4 separate regions of the Homo sapiens genome follow, and regions 2, 3 and 4 are each linked to region 1. The links are chromatin contacts, found by Hi-C or POLR2A ChIA-PET in ENCODE. All regions are on one chromosome and are shown on one strand. Each heading gives the region's core, a stretch centred on a gene start or an enhancer-like site at or near the end of the contact. The rest is flanking DNA. Distances are from core to core; before and after follow the strand shown.

Region 1 (4,814 bases), core at 928-3,427:
GCTGGGTGTGGTGGTGCATGCCTGTAGTCCCAGCTGCTGGGAGGGTGGGGAGGCTGAGACGGAAAGATTGCTTGAGTCCAGCAGGTCAAGGCTGCAGTGAGCTGTGATCATGCCACTGCACTCCAGCCTGGGTGACAGAGGGAAACCCTGTCTCAACAAAAAATGAAAACTGGGGATTACAAAACATGCCTTTCCCCCAGAAGAGTAAATTCAAATGTTAAGATATCCATATCTTCAACTTTGTTCAGAATATAAAACGATTTTAAACTAGCTAAAAATAATAAGGGTAATATGTGAAAACTACATACAGGTATAAAGAATTACAGACTTTACGGAAAGGTTTAAAATGAAAAGTAATTCTTTCCCTGAATCCAATCCCATTCCCCAAAGGCAACCACTGTTAATAGTTACTTGTCTGTCATTCCCATTAACTTATACACATATATGTATCTCCTCTCCCTGCCTCACACAATGGGCATGTGGTGGGCCTACGCTCTACCTAACATTCTGTGGCTTGATTGCTTTTTGTTTTCATTAAACATTATCCCTTGGGGATTTTTAAGTATCAGCACAGATAACTCTTCTTGTTCTTTCTGACAGCTGCACAGTGTTCCTTTATACAATATGACAACTCACTTACATAGCATCCTATTGATAGACATTTCAGTTATTTCCAGTTTGTGCAATTACAAATTCTACTTAATATTCTTGTGTATGGACAAGTTTTTGCATGTGGATAAAAGAGTATGTGTGGTTTAAATTTTGATATTATCAGATACCACCCAAAGAGGGTACCTCTTCTAATGTGTATGGTGGTGTCCAGTCCCCTAAACCCACCCCAACCCTATACTGACCTTAAAAGAAGTCCCTAACAGTATAATAGGTAAAATTAGTATCTCCTTTAATTAACTCTTTAAGTTTGAGCACTTTTGTCCTATAATTGGTTTACATTTCTGTTCCTGTTATTTGCCCATTTTCCCTTTTGTTTTTCTTATTGAAAAATATTGATCTTATTGACATGTAATGTCTTTTAACATGAGGGAAGTTAACCCTTTGTCTATCATCCCTGGCAAATATTTTTTCCAAGCTTGTTTTGTAGTTTAACTTTGTTTTGGGGAGTTTTTTTTTCTTATTCTTTTTTTTCTTTCTTTCTTTTTTTTTTTTTTTTTTTTTTTGAGATGGAGTTTCACTCTGTTGCCTAGGCTGGAGTGCTGTGGTGCAATCTTGGCTCACTTTAACCTCTGCCCCACCAGGTTCAAGCGATTCTCCTGCCTACAGGCACCTGCCACCATGCCTGGCTAATTTTTGTATTTTTAATAGAGATGGGGTTTCACCATATTGGTCAGTCTGGTCTCGAACTCCTGACCTCAAGCGATCTGCCTGCCTTGGCCTCCCAAAATGCTGGGATTACAGACGTGAACCACTGTGCCCGGCCAGGAGGTTTTTTCTTTATAGCAGTTTTAAGTTTTTATATTCAGATTTATCAATCTTTCTCTTTATAGCTTCTCTCCCACGCTAAAATTTTAAAAAATTCTACAGTATTTTCTAGTAGTTTACTTTTTATGTTAAAATGTTTCAGCCACCTGAAATTGACAGGCCTGCCCTCTATGATAATAGCTGCTACTAACTAGTCCTCCTCACACCCTTTCACTCACCGGTCTCAGCACTCTGCACACCTCGCGGAGAATCCGCTCCTGGTTCTTCACAGAGCACAGCACCAGGGTGCAGACCACCACATCCACAGAGCCATCAGCCACCTGGTGCATGTTCTCCCCGGCAGCTACCACAAAGCGCTCAAACTGCAGGTGTCGGTTCTCTGCAATGCTCTTGATCAAAAACTTCTCAAAGTTGGGGTTGGGGTCAATACAGGTCACCCTGCACCCAGGTGGGTAGAACTTGAAGTTGGCCCCCGTGCCACAGCCCACTTCCAGCAGGGAGAGTTTCCCGGAGGGGCCCGCAAACTCCTGCAGGTTACTGAAGAGCTCCCGCTTCTTGCTTGCCATCTGTTCGTTGTATATCACAGTGAACCTCACCAAGAAGTAGGGGAACCATTTTTTGCATATCCAGCTCCACAAGCCCAGAAAGTTCAGCAGGTACAAGGGAAATGTCAGGATGTAAATGGCCAGTCTCAGGATAAAGATGGTAAGCTCCATTGCTCAGAAGGGAAAAAAACAGATCAACAGTTAGAGACCCGACTCCTTTAATTGCAGGAGAGAGGCTTCTGGCCACACTCCAGAGCCAATCAGCTGCAGAGGAGAAAAAGAACTGGCTGTGCTGGAAAGTCAAATCATGGGCAAGAGGCCAATTTTGCCTAATAGATGTTTGGCAGCAGTCGATTCAGCTTAGTTTTCATAAGGCAAAATGAGAAGGTTCCCAGCTTTTCCTCAGAAGGAAAGTGGATTATAATCCTTTATTCCTAATCGATTCCTGTTTCCCCTTCTCTGGGTTTGGAGACAGCTGCTAGCTTCCTGCTAGAGTTTTATAAGCGCAGTGTACTTACACCCCACCGGGCTCTCCAGTGACCTCTAAAAGAAAACAGAATTCGTGGGTGGAGCCTGGTCAAACCACACCAGAAGAGTGCTGCCAAGGCCCCTTTATCATAACACATCCCCCTTACTTCCCCCGCCCAAACCCTGTTTTTTTTTTTTTTTTTTTTTTTTTTAAAAAAAAAAAAAGGAAGTGAAAGGACATGCATGCCCGGCCACAGTCAGCAAGAATTCTCTCTTTTACATTCTGGGCAGAGGCTCTCAGTGTTCACAACTCAACGTTTTTGTAAACCAAAAATAATGTTCTAAGGCCTCTAACCATCTGAATGGACTTTCTCCTTGGCCAGGGCGCTTTTAAAATTTAACTTGAGAGATTGTTTCAGGCCATGAGGGGAAGTGGGGGTCAGATATGCCTCATTATACCTCAAGCCGGCATTCACATCAACGCAGACCTTAAGTACATTTACAATCTATTCTCTCTGAAGCCTGCTACTTGGAGGCTTCATCTGCATAATAAAACTTCAGTCTCCACAACTCTTATTGCAACCCAGACATTTCCTTTCTATTGATCCCAGGTCTTTAGATAAACTCAACCAATTGTCAACCAGAAAAATTTAAAACGTACCTATAACCTGGAAGCTCCCTGCCTCGCGTCGGGTTGTCCTGCCTTTCTGGACTGAACCAATGTATTTCTTAAATGTATTTGATTGAAGCCTCATGTCTCCCTAAAATGTAGAAAACCAAGCTGTACCCTGACCACCTTGGGCACATGTTCTCAGGATTTCCCGAGGGCTGTGTCACAGGACATGGTCACTCATATTTGGCTCAGAATAAATCTCTTTAAATATTTTACAGAATTTGACTCTTTTTGTTGATATTTTAAAATCACTGTTTTGGGCTGTACTTCCCCTTTTAAAACAATTTTTGGCTCAAGGAAGTCAGTTTGTGGGCTGCCCTTCTTTTAAAGGACAAGCCTCAGTCTTCAAAATGTGCCTAACTACTCGATTACTCAGCTAATTTGGATAAAAATATTTCCCAGAATATTCACATTTGGGAGCCAAAGGGATTCAGAAAATAGTTTCAAGCATCCATCCGCTTTTTACAAGAAAGCCCGAATCTGGGCACAGTGGTGGGTGCCCATGGTCTCAGCTACTGAGGAGCTAAGACAGAAGCATACCTTGAGCCCAGGAATTCAAATCCTGTCTGGGCAACATAGTGAGACTCTATCTCTTTAAAAAAAAAAAAAAAAAAAAGAAAGAAGAAAAAGAAAAAGGCCTGAGCTTTAGGGTGGCTAGGGAACACAGAAAAAAATAATTTTTTAAAAATAGTAAACATTTACTTTAAAAAACTGGGTGATGGATACAGGGAGTGTTCTGTTGTTTCATGATTTGTTATAACCTGCATGTATTTTATAAATATTGTATCTATTCCATTTTTAACAGATTTTTTTAGGTGGAATTGACATATAATAAACTTTACATATTTAATGTGTACAGTTTGATAAGTTTTGACATATCTATATACCTGTGAACCCATCACTTCAGCCAAGATAAATGAACATATCCATCACCCCTAAAAGATTACTCTTGCTCCATTGTGATCCTCCCTTCTGCATTCCTAATCCTGAGGCAATCAGTGGCCTGTTTTCTGTCTGTGGCCTGTTTCCTTTCCTTTTTTTTTTTTTTAAATGAGCAGCAGCAAGATTTATTGTGAAGAGCGAAAGAACAAAGCTTCCACAGTGTGGAAGGGGACCCGAGCGGGTTGCCCTTCTGTCTGTTTTTGAAAACAGGATCCAGGGAAGAAACTGAGCAACTCCACAGGACTGGAAGATTCTAAAGCCCTCAGCAAAGGAGAATGAAAGTAATTTTGTAGAGAATTTAATTATTCTTTTTAAAATGGAGAGGCCTATGGCCACAAAGTTTGCTTGTAAGAAAAGTACCAAAGTAACCCCAGACATAATCATTAAGAAAATTAAAATACTTTTGGGAACCTACCTGGCTGGACAACTTTGCCATTTATCTCCAGCTATAGATATTTCCTTTTACAAATCAGACAACCTCATTATCCTTCTGGTGACACACTCTTTTCTTTTTTTCTTTTGCACTTATCTTTTGTTTTTGTTTAGGGAAATAGCCTGAATGTTGTTCCTGAAACTGTTTTTCAGAATTGTGAAAACAAAACAGCATTCTGAGGCTCTTAGCAAAGGACAATACCTGGGTCACAAAGCCCAGTTGAGACAGATGAAATTGAATTATCAGGCTGGGTGCCGTGGCTCACACCTGTAATCCCAGCACTTTGGGAGGCCAAGCAGGCGGATCACTTGAGGCC
Region 2 (4,600 bases), core at 1,445-3,944, 290 kb before region 1:
CTCTACTAAAAATACAAAAATTAGCCGGGCATGGTGGCGTGTGCTTGTAATCCCAGCTACTCAGGAGGCTGAGGCAGGAGAATCACTCGAACCTAGGAGGTGGAGGTTGCAGTGAGCTGAGATCACACCATTGCACTCCAGCCTGGGCGACAGAGCGAGACTCCATCTCGAAAAAAAAAAGAAAAAAAAAATTAGCTGGGCGTGATGGCACGCACCTGCAGTCCCAGCTACTTGGGAGGCTGAGGCAGGAGAACCACTTGAACCCGAGAGGCGGAGGTTGCAGTGAGCCGAGATCACACCACTGCACTCCAGCCTGGGCGACAGAGCAAGACTCCGTCTCAAAAAAAAAAATTTTGTTGAGTGACAGAAGCCAAACACAAAAGATTGCATATTGTCTGATTCCATTTATGAGAAGTTCAAGAATCAGCTCAAGTAATCAATCTATGGTGACAGAAATCAGAATAATGGTTACTTTGGGAATTTATGGCCGGTGAAGGTACATAAGGGAATCCTCAGGTCTTGGAAAGGCTCTATATCTTGTTTTGGGTGGGGATTACATGGATATATATATGTGTGTGAGTATATACATGTATATATAGACATGTATATATGTATACACGTATCTATACACGTGTATATATGTATACACACACACGTACATATGTATACACACACATACACGTACATATGTACACACACATATACACGTACATATGTATACACACATATACACGTACATATGTATACACACATATACACGTACATATGTATACACACATACACGTACATATGTATACACACACATACACGTACATATGTATACACACACATACATACACGTACATATGTATACACACATACATACACGTACATATGTATACACACATACATACACGTACATATGTATATACATGTAAAAATTTATCAAGGTATACACATACTGTGTACATGTTATGCCCCAATAAACACAGAAACAAAAAGTAATATATGCTCATCAAATATTTAAGCAATGCAGAAGTGTATACAACATAAAGAAAACCGTGATTAACATTTTTATGTATGTCTCCCTGAACTCCTCTGATCACATCCATATTTCTTTCTTCAAACTGTCGCTGATATCCATGCTATCCAAAGCCTTTGATCTATGTGTAGCACCAAACCAAGTGACATAAATGAAAAGTTTCAACCTTCATGTGACAAAGTTCAGCAGCAATACTGAGCCCCTCCTTCACATAAAGAGTAGTGGGAAATACAAACATGAGTAAGTCACAACCAGTGCTCTCAAAGAATTCACAGTCCAGGGAGAGAAACTACAGGGACTACCGGCCAAACAAAAACCCCAAGAACTGTAATATCAAGCCACGCAGTAGAGTTTCACAGGGCCATTAAAACGAGTTCAAACTATTGTACAAGGAATGACACCTTACAGTTGTATAGAGCTTGCAGCTTTCAGTTTTTTCACATACAGGCTCACAAACTTAACCCTATGAAGTAGTCATTATAAATGTCATTATAAATATTATCCTTGTTTTATAAGTAATGAAGAAGTTAAATTACTTGCCTGGACGGCTAGTGGAAGAGTTGGGACTAAAACCTAAGTATTCTGACTCCTAATACATTGGTTACTCATAAATCCGCCGCCAGCAGTACCTGCTCACTTCCAGATGGAAACAGCAAGCTGATAACAGCCTAGTCCACTGGCCAGGTTAACGACGAGGCCGGGCCATTCAATGCCCTTCCACCACGAGGCCTTACGGAGCAGTCCCGGGGAGGACTGAGGCCTCCAACTGCATTCTCACACTGCCTCTAACCCATCTACCTCTAGCTATCCTCAGACCACCAAATATCGGGAGAGGGTGGGAGGGGGAACAGCCTAGGATGACAGCAGGTGGCCTCAGTATTGGGATCCACATTCACTGGATTTACAGAGCCTCCTTCCTTCCCAGTTCTTCTCTCCATTCCCACGCTTCCACTTTGGTCTTCCAACTTTTTCCTCTTTCAGTTGTCCACCACTTCTCCAATCTGCTTTCCCTCAGCCACCCACATCCACCCCTTTTCTGGTCCCCTCTCTACCTTAAGAAGCTGCTAGAGGTTTTTCACCATTCCACTGAACTTTGTCTTTCTGTTCACATTTCCTTGTCTACTTGGACAAGAAGGCCGGAAATCTGCTTTTAGACAACACAGCCCACGGCCGCCACCGGGTGAGAGACCTGGGACCCTTCGCTGCTTTGGCGCTGGGGCACAGCTGTTCAGAGGTTCTCCACGTTGGCTGAGCGATGTCTGAGTTCCCCCGCCTTTCTAGGGAGGGAGGGATAGACATAAACTTGACTTTCAACATTGAGGACAGTTGACTACCTAGAGGAAAGGCGGTGGCCGGGAGTCACCGCCCCAACCCTCAGCTGAAGGCCATGTGGCATGGAGGGTCCGGACTCCAGCTCCTACTCTGGCACCTTCCGAAATGAAACCACCTCCGCGGCACCTCGGAGGGGCTGAGTAACCAGACCCACTGACCGTCCATCCCTGTCCCGGGAGAGAGCCTCCGGGACCTCCCGCTCGGCCAGGGCCAGAGGGTCCCCTCCCCACCCCCACCCCTCGCTCCTGGCTCCCGTGCTCCCCTCCCTTCCCTGACCGCCCTCCCAGCCCGCCGCCCCCGGCGGCTGGCGCGGGCGGTGCAGCATGCGGCAAAGCTCTTTGCATAAATTATGCTCATGACGCAGCAGCTAAAAAAATCCAAGTAGCAGAAGGAGGGAAAAAAGGGGGGGAGGGAAAAGGGGGGGGTCGTGGAAGGGGGAACGAAGAAAAATATATACCTGACCGCCCCCCCACCCGGCTTCCCCTTCCCGCTTCCCGGCCGTCCCCTCTCCGCCCGGCTTAGCCTGCGGAGCCCCCTTCGGCTCTGCCCAGCCCAGGCTGGGGGCCTGGGGGCGGCGGCGGGTCCCGACCAGCTCCCGGGCCGAGCCGAGCCCAGCCAAGCCGCACTGGCTTCTTTGTCTGCGGGCGGCGGCCGCCGTGGCCCCGGCCCCGGCCCCGGCCCCCTGGCCCGGGCTGTGAGATGAATCTCTAATCGGTGGCCGCCAGACACCCGCGGCGAAGGCGGCTCGGGCTCGGGCTCCGGTAAGTAGCGGGGTCCGGGGCGGGGAGGGGTTTGCACGGAGGGGGAGGGGGCCGGGCAGGGGAGGTTTCGGGTTTGGTTAATATGCAATGCCCGTAATTAGCATAATTTATATATTTATGATAAAGAGAAAAAAAGCCGCGGGGCCGGGGCGGCGGGATGCTGGGCCGGGGCGGCGGGGAGCTGCGGGAGCGGGACAGCGCGCGGTTGCCCAGCTGGGGCTAGACACCCGGGGGCCGCGCCCTCGCCCGCCCGCGGGCCGCTCTGGACCTGGAGCGGAGGGGGCGGCCGCCAGGTGGACCCGGTGGGGAACCCCGACCTGGCCCCTCCCCGTTTCTGCCCCTGGAGCCCTTGTGGGGTGCGGACCACAGGGGACGCTCTGTACACAGAACCAGTGGCGACCAGAAGCGGATCCTTGCCTCTCTGGAGAACACGGACGCCTGGGTTCCCGGCGGTTAGGGCCAGCTGGGGCGGCCAGGGTGACCTGTCACGGTTCTCCCGAATGAACAAACTCCGGGACGACCGGTGGGACCCGGGGGTAGGGACCCAGGCGTTGCTGGAAGGGTGGGTCAGTGATGGGAGGGCCACCTTCTAGCAGAGCATGAGCACTTCATAAATATTTAATATCGATATTATTATTAATAAATAGTCATAATAATGGGCCCGATGCAGGCTCCCTGGGCAGGCTCACCTGGCAAGGCCAAGGGAGCTCCCAGCATACCCTCTAACCTCCACTTTCGCGGCAGAATACCCCACTCAGCCCGACTGGAAGCCTAAAACCTTCACAGAATAGCCTCTGCGGCTGGGCAGGGGGAAATCAGAAGAGTTCGGGAAGCATTCCTGGGCCAAAGAAAAGAGGCTCTTTGCAGAGATTTTTAACCTCATCTGCCCTTCCCAAATTCCTTGTTCCAAAAGTAGAGGGCTGGTCTTCAATTGTTCATATACATGTGTCCCATGCCCCTTATTTAGCAATCTAAGGCAGCCACCATTGACTGGCAGAGGCCTTCTGAGGAATAATTCCATATATTCCATTTTCATTCAAGTCCTGGTCCTCAAAGTGATACTTCTGTGACCTGGTACTCCGCTTATCTGCTGTAGAACTTCATTTCTTCATTAGTTCAACAAAAATACCCACTCAGTGCCATGCTCTGAACAATTCAGACAAAACTTCTATCATGGAGTTTTTATTCTGGGGGTGGACAAGTAGATGCTAAACATTAAAACTAACAAGGTAATACCATAGAGTGATTGTGTGTCAGTGTGTGTGTATGTAGCCATTTATTCTGTTTTGTTCCTGGAAGTACTAGCTGGCAGTTAAGAAAAGTGACTCAGAAAAAATTTGCTCCTGTAAGGTTTTTCTGCATTTTGAAGGAACTTGGGATAAGCTCATATTCTTGTCCCCAAGATTTACTCACCATAAAATTATCAGAGTAATCTTTTACATTTTCTTTTTTTTGAGACAGAGTCTAGCTGATTTTTTTGTATCTT
Region 3 (4,570 bases), core at 91-2,590, 440 kb before region 1:
ATTCTGAATTTTTAGTAGAGACAGGGTTTCTCCGTGTTGGTCAGGCTGGTCTCGAACTCCTGACCTCAGGTGATCCACCCACCTTGGCCTCCCAAAGTGCTGAGATTACAGGCGTGAGCCACCAAACCCGGCCCAGAATTTACTTTTTAAGGCTGAATACTATTCTATTGTATGTATACACCACATTTTGTTTGTCCGTTCATTCGCTGATGGACACTGAGGCTGTTTCTGCCTTTGGCTATCGTGACTAATGCTGCTGTGAACATTGGTGTGCAAATATCCAAGTCTCTGCTTTCAGCTCTTCAGGGTATATGCCCAAAAGTGGAATTGCTGGATCATATGGTAATTCTGTCTTTAGTTTTTTTTAAGGAACCATCATACCTTTCCATAAGGAAACACCATGGATTTGTTTTTAAATACAATTTGAAGCCGCTGTAGTGACATGATCTGATTTATGATTTTTAGAGAGAATTTTACTTCTCACAGTAGCTGCCGTGTCAAGAATAGATTGAGGAGAGTGGTATAGAAGGCAGAAAAGCAGTGACTGTGGGGATGAGAGAGAGAGCTGGCAGTACCTGCAGATGTGCTGATTGTGGAAGGGGACAGCAGGGGGGATTCTAGCATGACTTCCAGGTTAGAGCAGCTGGAGGGATGCTGGCACCGTGTACTGACGTGAGGGAGACTGGGGGGCAGATTTGCAGGGGAAATTCAGAGCCTGTTTTGGGCATATGTTGAATTTTCCATTTTGTTCCACATCCAAGTGAAGATGGCAAGGTCAGGAAGGAATCCCTGGGAGCCATCTGCATGATACTTCAGATCATGGAACTGAGTGCGGTGTCTGTGTTGGCATCCCAGGGGTCTTGTGGACTTGAGTTGTGAGGAGTGAAGCTGGTTGGGGTGGTGGGGTGTTGAACCTAAGTTGGAAGGCTGTCACGGCGGGGACATGAGTGTGTGGCTGGGCTCACCGGTACAGCTATGCTCAGCTCCAGTCTCCTCAGTTCTGGGTCTGTCCAGTAGGTCTGGGGGTGGAACAGGTGGAGTATCACGAGGGGCATTGCTTAGGGGAGTTGTCTCCCCAGAAGGGCTTGAGGCCAGAGGCTGGAAGCCTCTCAGGCTGAGAATCCCTGGGTCTGGCCTCACCAGACTGGAAGGAAGGCGTGGGAGAAGGGCTTTGTAGTGCTCGGGGCCCCCCCTGAGGTTCACAGCTCAGTGCTTCACTGTCTCTCACCACAAAACCCACTTCCTATGATGTTTTGTCCGTGGGTTATCTCCACTACCGTGAACTTCCTGTGCGCAGAGCTGGGCAAGCTCTCGGGGAAACACAGCAGCCATGCTGAGGAGCCTGGGCTTCCTCCCTCCTTCCTGTCAGGGCCAGCACCCGGGGCTGCAGGTGCACTATGAGTCTCAAAGGGCAGGACCCAGACCAGGCCCCTCCCTTCCCAGAACAGCATCTGGCACCTGGCAGCACATTGACAGACATTTGTGGAGTGAGTGCTGGGCTGAGGCTGCTGCATGAGGCTGATTTTGATTCCTGAGGTCCTGGCCCCCAGAGATAAGAGGCCTCATTCCTGGAGTTAAGTAAGATACAGCCCCCTCCTCAGATGACTGCCTGAAGAATCCATTCATAAATGAGCGCCATGTCATAATCACCTCACCTGTCTGTCCAGTAGGATTGAAGAAGGAAAAAGTGGGCGGGGCGTAGTGGCTCACGCCTGTAATTCCAACTCTTTGGGAGGCCGAGGCGGGCAGATCACTTGAGGTCAGGAATTCGAGACCAGCCTGGCCAACATGGTGAAGCCCCATCTTCACAAAAAATACAAAAAATTAGCGGGGCGTGGTGGCAGGTGCCAATAATCTCAGCTACTTGGGAGGCTGAAGCAGGATAATTGCTTGAACCCAGGAGGTGGAGGTTGTGGTGAGTCGAGATTGCACCACTGCACTCCAGCCTGGGCGACAGAGTAAGACTCTGTCTCCAAAAAAAAGAAGAAAAAAAAAAAAAACATGGAAAAAAAAAGAAGGAAAAAGCTGAAATTCCAAATTATAGAGACTTTCCTTCTCCTAGGCGCCACTCTCCAGGACAGTGACTAAAGAACAGCTTCAACAAACCCCTTTCTCTCCCTTTCCCTCCCGGGATCTCACACACAGGGAAATGGCAAGGCCTTGGGTGACTGCGAGAGGAAGCAGAGACCACCTTGAAACTCGGGTGCATTAAGTCCTTGGCCTTCTCATCTTAATCTGCTCCAGAATAAAAAAATTTAAAAAAAAAAGTCCGTGGCCTCACTGGTGGTCAAGAGACCACCTTGAAACTCAGGTGCATTAAGTCCTTGGCCTTCTGATCTTAATCTGCTCCAGAATTAAAAAATTAAAAAAAAAAAAAATTCCATGGCCTCACTTCCCCTGGAGGGAGAAGGTGGGGAGTCCTCACATGCAGACTGGCTAGGATCCTGCTGCTGCCCTTTGTGCTTCTGCCACCCTGGGCTAGTCACTTTGAGTCTTACTTTCCCCATCTATAAACACTGGGGACAATACTCCCTGTTTCATAGAGTTGTTAACTATCATAGAGAAGATTAAATAAAGAAGTCACCATGAAGACACCTACCTCACCCACACCGGCACACACTCCAGCTCAGTGCTGGGTTATTGTGTGCGTGCATTTGTGGGAGATCAATTGCATGCAACCCCCTAAGCTGCTTAATTTCAGGACCTGCCGTTTGTAGAATGCTGCATTCAGAGCAAGGCCCAAGCTCTGGGCTGATCCCACAGTCCAAAAGGAAAAGGACACACAATTGTCACATCTGTCCCCCACATCTGAAACTGCAGGCAACTCCATTCTGCACAGAACAGAACCGTGGCAGAGATAAACCAAAATGGCAGTTAGTAAAACATAGTAAGGTTTGGAATTCGGTATGTTTCAAGATGGACTGCTTCAGAATAGAGCTATTCTTCGTTTGTTTTTTGTTTTGAGACAAGTCTTGCTATGTCACTCAGGTTGGAGTGCAGTGGCATGATCTCAGCTCACTGCAACCTCCACCTCCTGGGTTCAAGCAGTTCTCCTGCCTCAGCCTCCCGAGTAGCTGGGTTTACAGGTGTGCGCCACCACACCTGGCTAATTTTTGTTTGTTTGTTTTTGGTTTTTTTGAGACGGAGTTTCGCTCTTGTTGCCCAGGCTGGAGTGCAATGGTGCAATCTCGGCTCACTGCAACCTCTGCCTCCCAAGTTCAAACGATTCACCTGCCTCAGCCTCCCGAGTAGCTGGGATTACAAGCATGCGTGCCCAGCTAATTTTGTATTTTCAGTAGAGACAGGGTTTCTCCATGTTGGTCAGGCTGGTCTCGAACTCCCAACCTCAGGTGATCCACCTGCCTCCGCCTCCCAAAGTACTGGGATTACAGCCATGAGCCAGCGCGTCTGGCCTAATTTTTGTATTTTTAATAGTGGCAGGGTCTCACCATGTTGGCCAGGCTGGTCTCAAATTCCTTGGCTCAAGTGATCCATCTGCCTTGGCCTCCCAAAGTGCTGGGATTACAGGAGTGAGCCACCGTGCCCAGCCAGAATAGAGCTATTGTTAATGCTCTGAGGATTTCAGACTAAATTACAGGGCCATGAACTAAAACTCTTCTTTGAAAGGAGCTGGAGGTCTCAGTAGAGACATCTTCCCTTCAAAAAGCTTTCCCCGCTCCTCAAATCCAGGAGATTTGGCCCTTCTTTGGGACCCACACCCCAGCACTACCTCTGTTAGATCATGGATCACCTGCCCTGGAATTGCCTGTTTCCTGGTCAGCCTTGCTTCTGGGTGGTTTGTTCCTTAGGACAAATGGTCAAGCCGGCTGGGCTCGCCACTGTGCCTGGTCCGTGGTAGGTGCTTGGTGCAAGTATTTTCTTAATATAATTAAAAAGCTGCTGGGCATGTTTTCACCTTAAAGAATTCTATCTGCAGAGGAGGTTACAAAGGGGATTAGAGTCAGATGTCCTGCTGCTGATCCAGCAAGCAAGGAGTCACCATTTGTGTATGCCCACCCATCGACGTTACCGTGAAGAGCCTGGGAGACAGGGAATCCTAGACACTGGAAAACAACCGTGCAATGGAGCTGTGGAATTGCAGCTCTGGAAGATGGTGGCTGAGAGGGTGGAGAAACTGAGGGAGGCATCTGAGAGCCTCTGTCAGAATTTTGTACTTGGGCCGGGCGTGGTGGCTCATGCCTGTAATCCCAGAACTTTGGGAGGCCAAGGCAGGCGAATCACTTGAGGCCAGGAGTACGAGACCAGCCTGGCCAATATGGTGAAATGCTATCTCTACTAAAAATGTAAAAATGAGCCAGGCATGGTTGCACACACCTGTAGTCCTAGCTACTCAGGAGGCTGAGGCAGGAGAATCACTTGAGCCCAGGAGGTGGAGGTTGCAGTGAGCCAAGATCACGCCATTGCACTCCAGCCTGGGTGACAGAATGAGACTCCATCTCAACAACAACAACAAAAAGTTTGTACTTGATACGTGACCACAGAAACACAACTCTGAGGTGCTGTCCCTGACATTAGAGAGGGTGCCCAGGTGAACAGGCATAGGATCTAG
Region 4 (4,291 bases), core at 1,062-3,561, 350 kb before region 1:
CACCAGTTACATTTTAAAGAGAAAAAAAAGATGCTTATTGAAAGAACATTACTAACAACTGTCGAAATTGTGAAAGTGACAGCAAATCAGTAGAGTCAGTCAGTTGAGCCAGATAGCCTCTGAGTCTGTAGTTCTTTTTTTCTTTTTTTTTTGTCGCCCAGGCTGGAGTGCAGTGGCACAATCTCGGCTCACTGCAACCTCCGCCTCCCGGGTTCAAGCGATTCTCCTGCCTCAGCCTCCCCATTAGCTCGGATTACAGGCGCCTGCCACCACGTCCAGCTAATTTTTATATTTTTAGTAGAGACAGGGTTTCACTGTGTTGGCCAGGCTGGTCTTGAACTCCTGACCTTGTGATCCACCCGCCTCGGCCTCCCAAAGTGCTGGGATTACAAGTGTGAGCCACCGCGCCTGGCTGAGTCTATAGTTCTAAACAATCTTCAACACATAATAGAAAATGTGAAAGAGACAGACCCAGGTCCAAGAACGATCTGAACTTCTCCTGGAATTCATGATCAAGGTGGACAGCTAGAAGTATGTCAATGCCAGCAATTGTCCTCCTTTGGATTTAGCCCTCTAGGATTTTAATTTCCTTTTCTCTTGGATATTCTCTTATCTAAGGACAAGCCAGGCTCACCTTTCTTTTATTAAGTTACATATGCATAGCTGGCATATCACTTTCTTTGCCTTTCTTGGTTGGATTGGCATTTTCCCATGCACATATTTACATATATTTCTCACAATATATTTATATAAAATGAATTTCATCACTTTTTTATTGTTTGTTTTCCTCCTGTATTTGTGTTTGTTTTTTTCTTTTGAGACGGAGTTTTGCTGTTGTTGCCCAGGCTGGAGTGCAATGGTGTGATCTCGCCTCACTGCAACCTCTGCCTCCCAGGTTCAAGCAATTCTCGTGCCTCAGCCTCCAGAGTAGCAGGGATTACAGGTGTGTGCCACCACGCCCAGCGGATTTTGTATTTTTAGTAGAGACAGGGTTTCACCTTGTTGGCCAGACTGGTCTCAAACTACTGACCTCAAGTGATCCACCCGCCTCCCAAAGTGCTGGGAGCCACAGTGCCCTGCCCTCTGGTTTCTTTTATAATGAACACTTTAGGAATAAAAGCAACTACTCTTGCTTTGCTTGTGACTTTGTTTTGTTTTCTCCCTTTATGCCTCTCTCCTCTGAGACCTTCCCTTTCGGTCTGTTCCCGGATTAACATGCACAATCTGATGATGCCTGTCTTTCTACAGAAAGTATTTCTGTATAAATACTGGTTTACAAACCTACAGAACGCCTAGGAGTGCGAAGTAAGCACAGAAGTCTATCACTGGGAGGGAAAGAATAATCACAAGGGTTCCAATCCTAAACGGGAAGCCAAGGTAACAAGACCTAGCGTTTATTGAGCACTTACTATGTGCCAGGCAAGGTTCTAATGCCTTACAGTACATATTTACTAACCTATTTCGTCCCAACAGTCACTCTATTCAGACAGGTATTGCCCCAGATAAGAGAAACGGAACAGAAGCAGCTTGTCCAAGATCACACAGCAGAGCTGATTCCAGTGCCTGCGCTATATACTATTACATCCTCTTAGTCACTGAATTCTTCTGATTAATTTGGGAACATTTCCTGCCACAAACGAGTGAGTCAAGAGGTAGCTAAAGCATGGCACTGATTATTCAAATTGAGGTGCTCACCATGCTTCTAGAACCATGGATATGAGATGGCTTTACAGGCATGATCACTTTCAGACCCGCATTTTAGGAATGAGGAAACAGATTTTCGAGATGTTAATTTGCCCAAAGTCACCCAGCTAGCAAGCAGAAGAGCTGGGGCTGTTTGAATCCAAAGTCCACGGCACTCCTAACCGCTGCTCAACGCTGCCCCACAAGAACGTCCAGCTGGCAAGACCCGGGTGGGGCTCGTTGCTCTCCCCGCTTCACCTCCCTGCTTCACGGCCGGGGGTGTGCTGGCTAAGTTCGCTCATCTGCCAAGCTTCAGGACACAGACCTATGTGAGCAAGCGATAAACAAATGCAAATAAATGTAACTTTCCACATTAGCTAAAAATTCAGAGAACGTCAAGCCCAGGGAAATGGGACGGATCCCAGTTAGCCCGCGGCTCCAATCTGGTCCCCCCCCAACCCCGAGCCTCGCGGCGAGAAAGGAAGCGGCTCCGGATGGAGAGTAAAGTGACAATCGGAGAAGGGCAGGCTGCCTTTCCTCCCGGGGGAGCCAAGGGGACCTGCAGAGGGCGGTTTCTCTCCGCTTTTCCTGTCCCACCCCGTCGGCCTGCCCCCCACCCCCTCCGGCCTCTGCGCCAACCCCGCGCGCCACCCGCGGCTTCCTCCGCTCGGGGTCCTCGTTCGGCCTCTGCTGGCCTCCGCGACTCCGCGGTGCCCGCCCCCGTTGAGTTCAAAAGGACGCGCGGAGCGGCGCCGGCCCTTCACCAGCAGCCCGTCCGACTGGAAAGGTGAGCACGAGGGAAGGGCGGGGGCGCCGGAGAGCCGGGTCGCCCACATTCGCCGCAGCCACCTCGGCCGTGGCAGGAACCGAAACCCGGAGCGGCCGAAGCTCAGCGCTCCGCTGGGGCAGAGGGTCGCGGCGGCTGGGAACGCCGCTCCCCGACGCACCGGCCGCCCCCAGCGCAGCGCGCTCCGCGGGGTGCTGGTAACGCGGGGGGCTCGGGGCGGGGGCGGGGACGGGGGCGGGGCCGCGGGGCGAGGACCAACCCAGCCCGTCGCGTCCACCCCGCGTTCGCAGGGGCGTCGAGGATCTCCGGGGCGCGGGGCGCGGGCTGGGGCCCAGTGAGGCTTGGCAGGCTGTGCGCGGACCGCGCCCTGGACGGCGAAAGCAGGCCCGGAGGGGGCGGCCAGTCCGGCGTCCCAGCGTCCGAGGCGAGCCAGAAGGCGGCCCACGGCCGTCGCCTCCCGGTCCCGGCCCGGCTACTGCGCTGCGCCCACTCCGCTCTGGAGCCTGGGCGCGGGTCCTGACCTTCCCGGCCCTCTCCTGACACCTGGTGGATGGCGTCACCAGAACTCCTAGCTGTGGAACCCTAGGGTACCTGTTACCGCGCTTTGGCGAAACTGGGTTCGCTGCTGATTTGCGAACCTTTGCCTGACTTTCTCAGGCCTTGAGAGATCTAAGTAAATTTGGTGGCCCATTGAAAGGACCTGGAGAGAGCGTATGAAGGTAACACCCCGTCAAACTGCATGCGGCCTCAGACCTGCTCCTGTGGAGAGCTGTTGGTACCTGGAGCCTGAGGAGATATTCAGGGAAACCAGAAGAGGACAAGAGAAAAAGGGGAAGGGACTTGGGAGAACCTGGCACCAGAGGCTTTCCTGGGACTTCCAGGACTCAAAGCCATAGGGGCCCACCCGCTACATTCCTGTCTTTGCCCCTCTTCCTACAGATCTGCCTCTTCTCCAAGAAACTCAACCACTAGTGACAATGACCAGCCTCCTGACTACTCCTTCTCCAAGAGGTAGGTGAAGGCCTTTCCTAATCCCAGTGAGAAAGAATTGTTCAACATCCCCTTCCCCAGACCAGTCCTGGAAGCCTCAGCCCAGGTGGGAAGACTCCCACCTCTCTCTGCCTGCCTCACACAGGAAGGGCCTGGGAGGAAGCAGGAACTAGAGTGTGCCCCTTAGTACGGTTTTAATCTGAAGTCACATGGACATGGTGACTTCACAAATCTTTGTAACCTCGGTTTATCAAATAATTTTATGTCGGTAATCCCAGGACTTTGGGAGACTGAGACAGGAGGATCTCTTGAGGCTAGGTGTTTGAGACCTGCCTGGGGAACATAGTGAGACCCCATTGCTAATTCAAAAGAAAGAAAGAGGCCGGGCGTGGTGGCTCATGCTTGTAATGCCAGCAGTTTGGGAGGTCGAGGTGGGCGGATCATCTGAGGTCAGGAGTTTGAGACCAGCCTGGCCAACATGGTGAAACTCCATCTCTACTAAAAATACAAAAAAATTAGCCAGGCGTGGTGGTGCACGCCTGTAATCCCAACTACTCAGGAGGCTGAGGCATGGGAATCGCTTGAACCTGGGAAGCACAGGTGAGCCGAGATCGTGCCATTGCACTCCAGCCTGGGCAACAAAGTGAGACCGGTCTCAAAAAATAGGAAGGGAGGGAGGAAAGGAAAGGAAGGAAGGAAGGAAGGAAGGAAGATTATTGTATAAGCCTAAAGGAAGGGCTTTACATTCATCTGTCTAATAATTTATAGCTATGGCAAAGAATGTAGCAGAAACCCTTGTAATTAAATGTGGAAAAGGAATCTTCAAAGATA

What was found. A loop is a pair of places that touch in the nucleus more often than their neighbours do. ChIA-PET counts read pairs that join two places held with the same protein, here RNA polymerase II (POLR2A). Pooled maps may share reads with other maps.
Region 2: a loop to region 1 is called in a map of B cell, with 6 times the contacts of the local background. The contact joins the promoter of POU6F1 here to the promoter of TMT1A in region 1. A Hi-C loop is called at or near these places in 3 of 168 maps with a recorded cell type or tissue (B cell, ascending aorta and gastrocnemius medialis) and 7 of 50 pooled maps. POLR2A ChIA-PET finds 5 or more read pairs at or near these places in 4 of 52 experiments (OCI-LY7, activated B cell, activated CD4-positive, alpha-beta T cell and 1 more).
Region 3: a loop to region 1 is called in a map of B cell, with 18 times the contacts of the local background. The contact joins the enhancer-like site here to the promoter of TMT1A in region 1. A Hi-C loop is called at or near these places in 1 of 168 maps with a recorded cell type or tissue (B cell), 11 of 37 single-sample maps with no recorded cell type and 5 of 50 pooled maps. POLR2A ChIA-PET finds 5 or more read pairs at or near these places in 1 of 52 experiments (A673).
Region 4: a pooled map shows a loop between it and region 1 (5-fold over the local background). The contact joins the promoter of SMAGP here to the promoter of TMT1A in region 1. A Hi-C loop is called at or near these places in 5 of 50 pooled maps. POLR2A ChIA-PET finds 5 or more read pairs at or near these places in 2 of 52 experiments (WTC11 and activated CD4-positive, alpha-beta T cell).

Annotation. Positions count from the first base shown.
Region 1 is chr12:50,922,378-50,927,191 of GRCh38, reverse strand. TMT1A (thiol methyltransferase 1A) reads right to left here and starts at 2,177. Exons shown (of 2, transcript NM_014033.4): 1 at 1,656-2,177. The coding sequence starts at 2,153. RefSeq lists enhancers at 1,297-1,840, 2,854-3,063.
Region 2 is chr12:51,216,156-51,220,755 of GRCh38, reverse strand. POU6F1 (POU class 6 homeobox 1) reads left to right here and starts at 2,694. Exons shown (of 11, transcript NM_001330422.2): 1 at 2,694-3,114. RefSeq lists silencers at 234-413, 2,521-2,670, 2,871-3,030, 3,261-3,520 and an enhancer at 2,311-2,370.
Region 3 is chr12:51,365,826-51,370,395 of GRCh38, reverse strand. All of the region lies in intron 4 of GALNT6 (polypeptide N-acetylgalactosaminyltransferase 6), which reads left to right. Among named protein-coding and RNA genes, the nearest start is that of CELA1, 21 kb to the right of the region's middle. RefSeq lists an enhancer at 921-1,070. Within about 2 kb of position 1,340, at least 7 of the 41 ENCODE cell types and tissues checked have a DNase peak (open chromatin) inside an H3K27ac peak, as active enhancers do.
Region 4 is chr12:51,268,435-51,272,725 of GRCh38, reverse strand. SMAGP (small cell adhesion glycoprotein) reads left to right here and starts at 2,311. Exons shown (of 4, transcript NM_001031628.2): 1 at 2,311-2,470; 2 at 3,410-3,481. The coding sequence starts at 3,448. RefSeq lists silencers at 2,253-2,332, 2,373-3,042 and an enhancer at 2,137-2,637.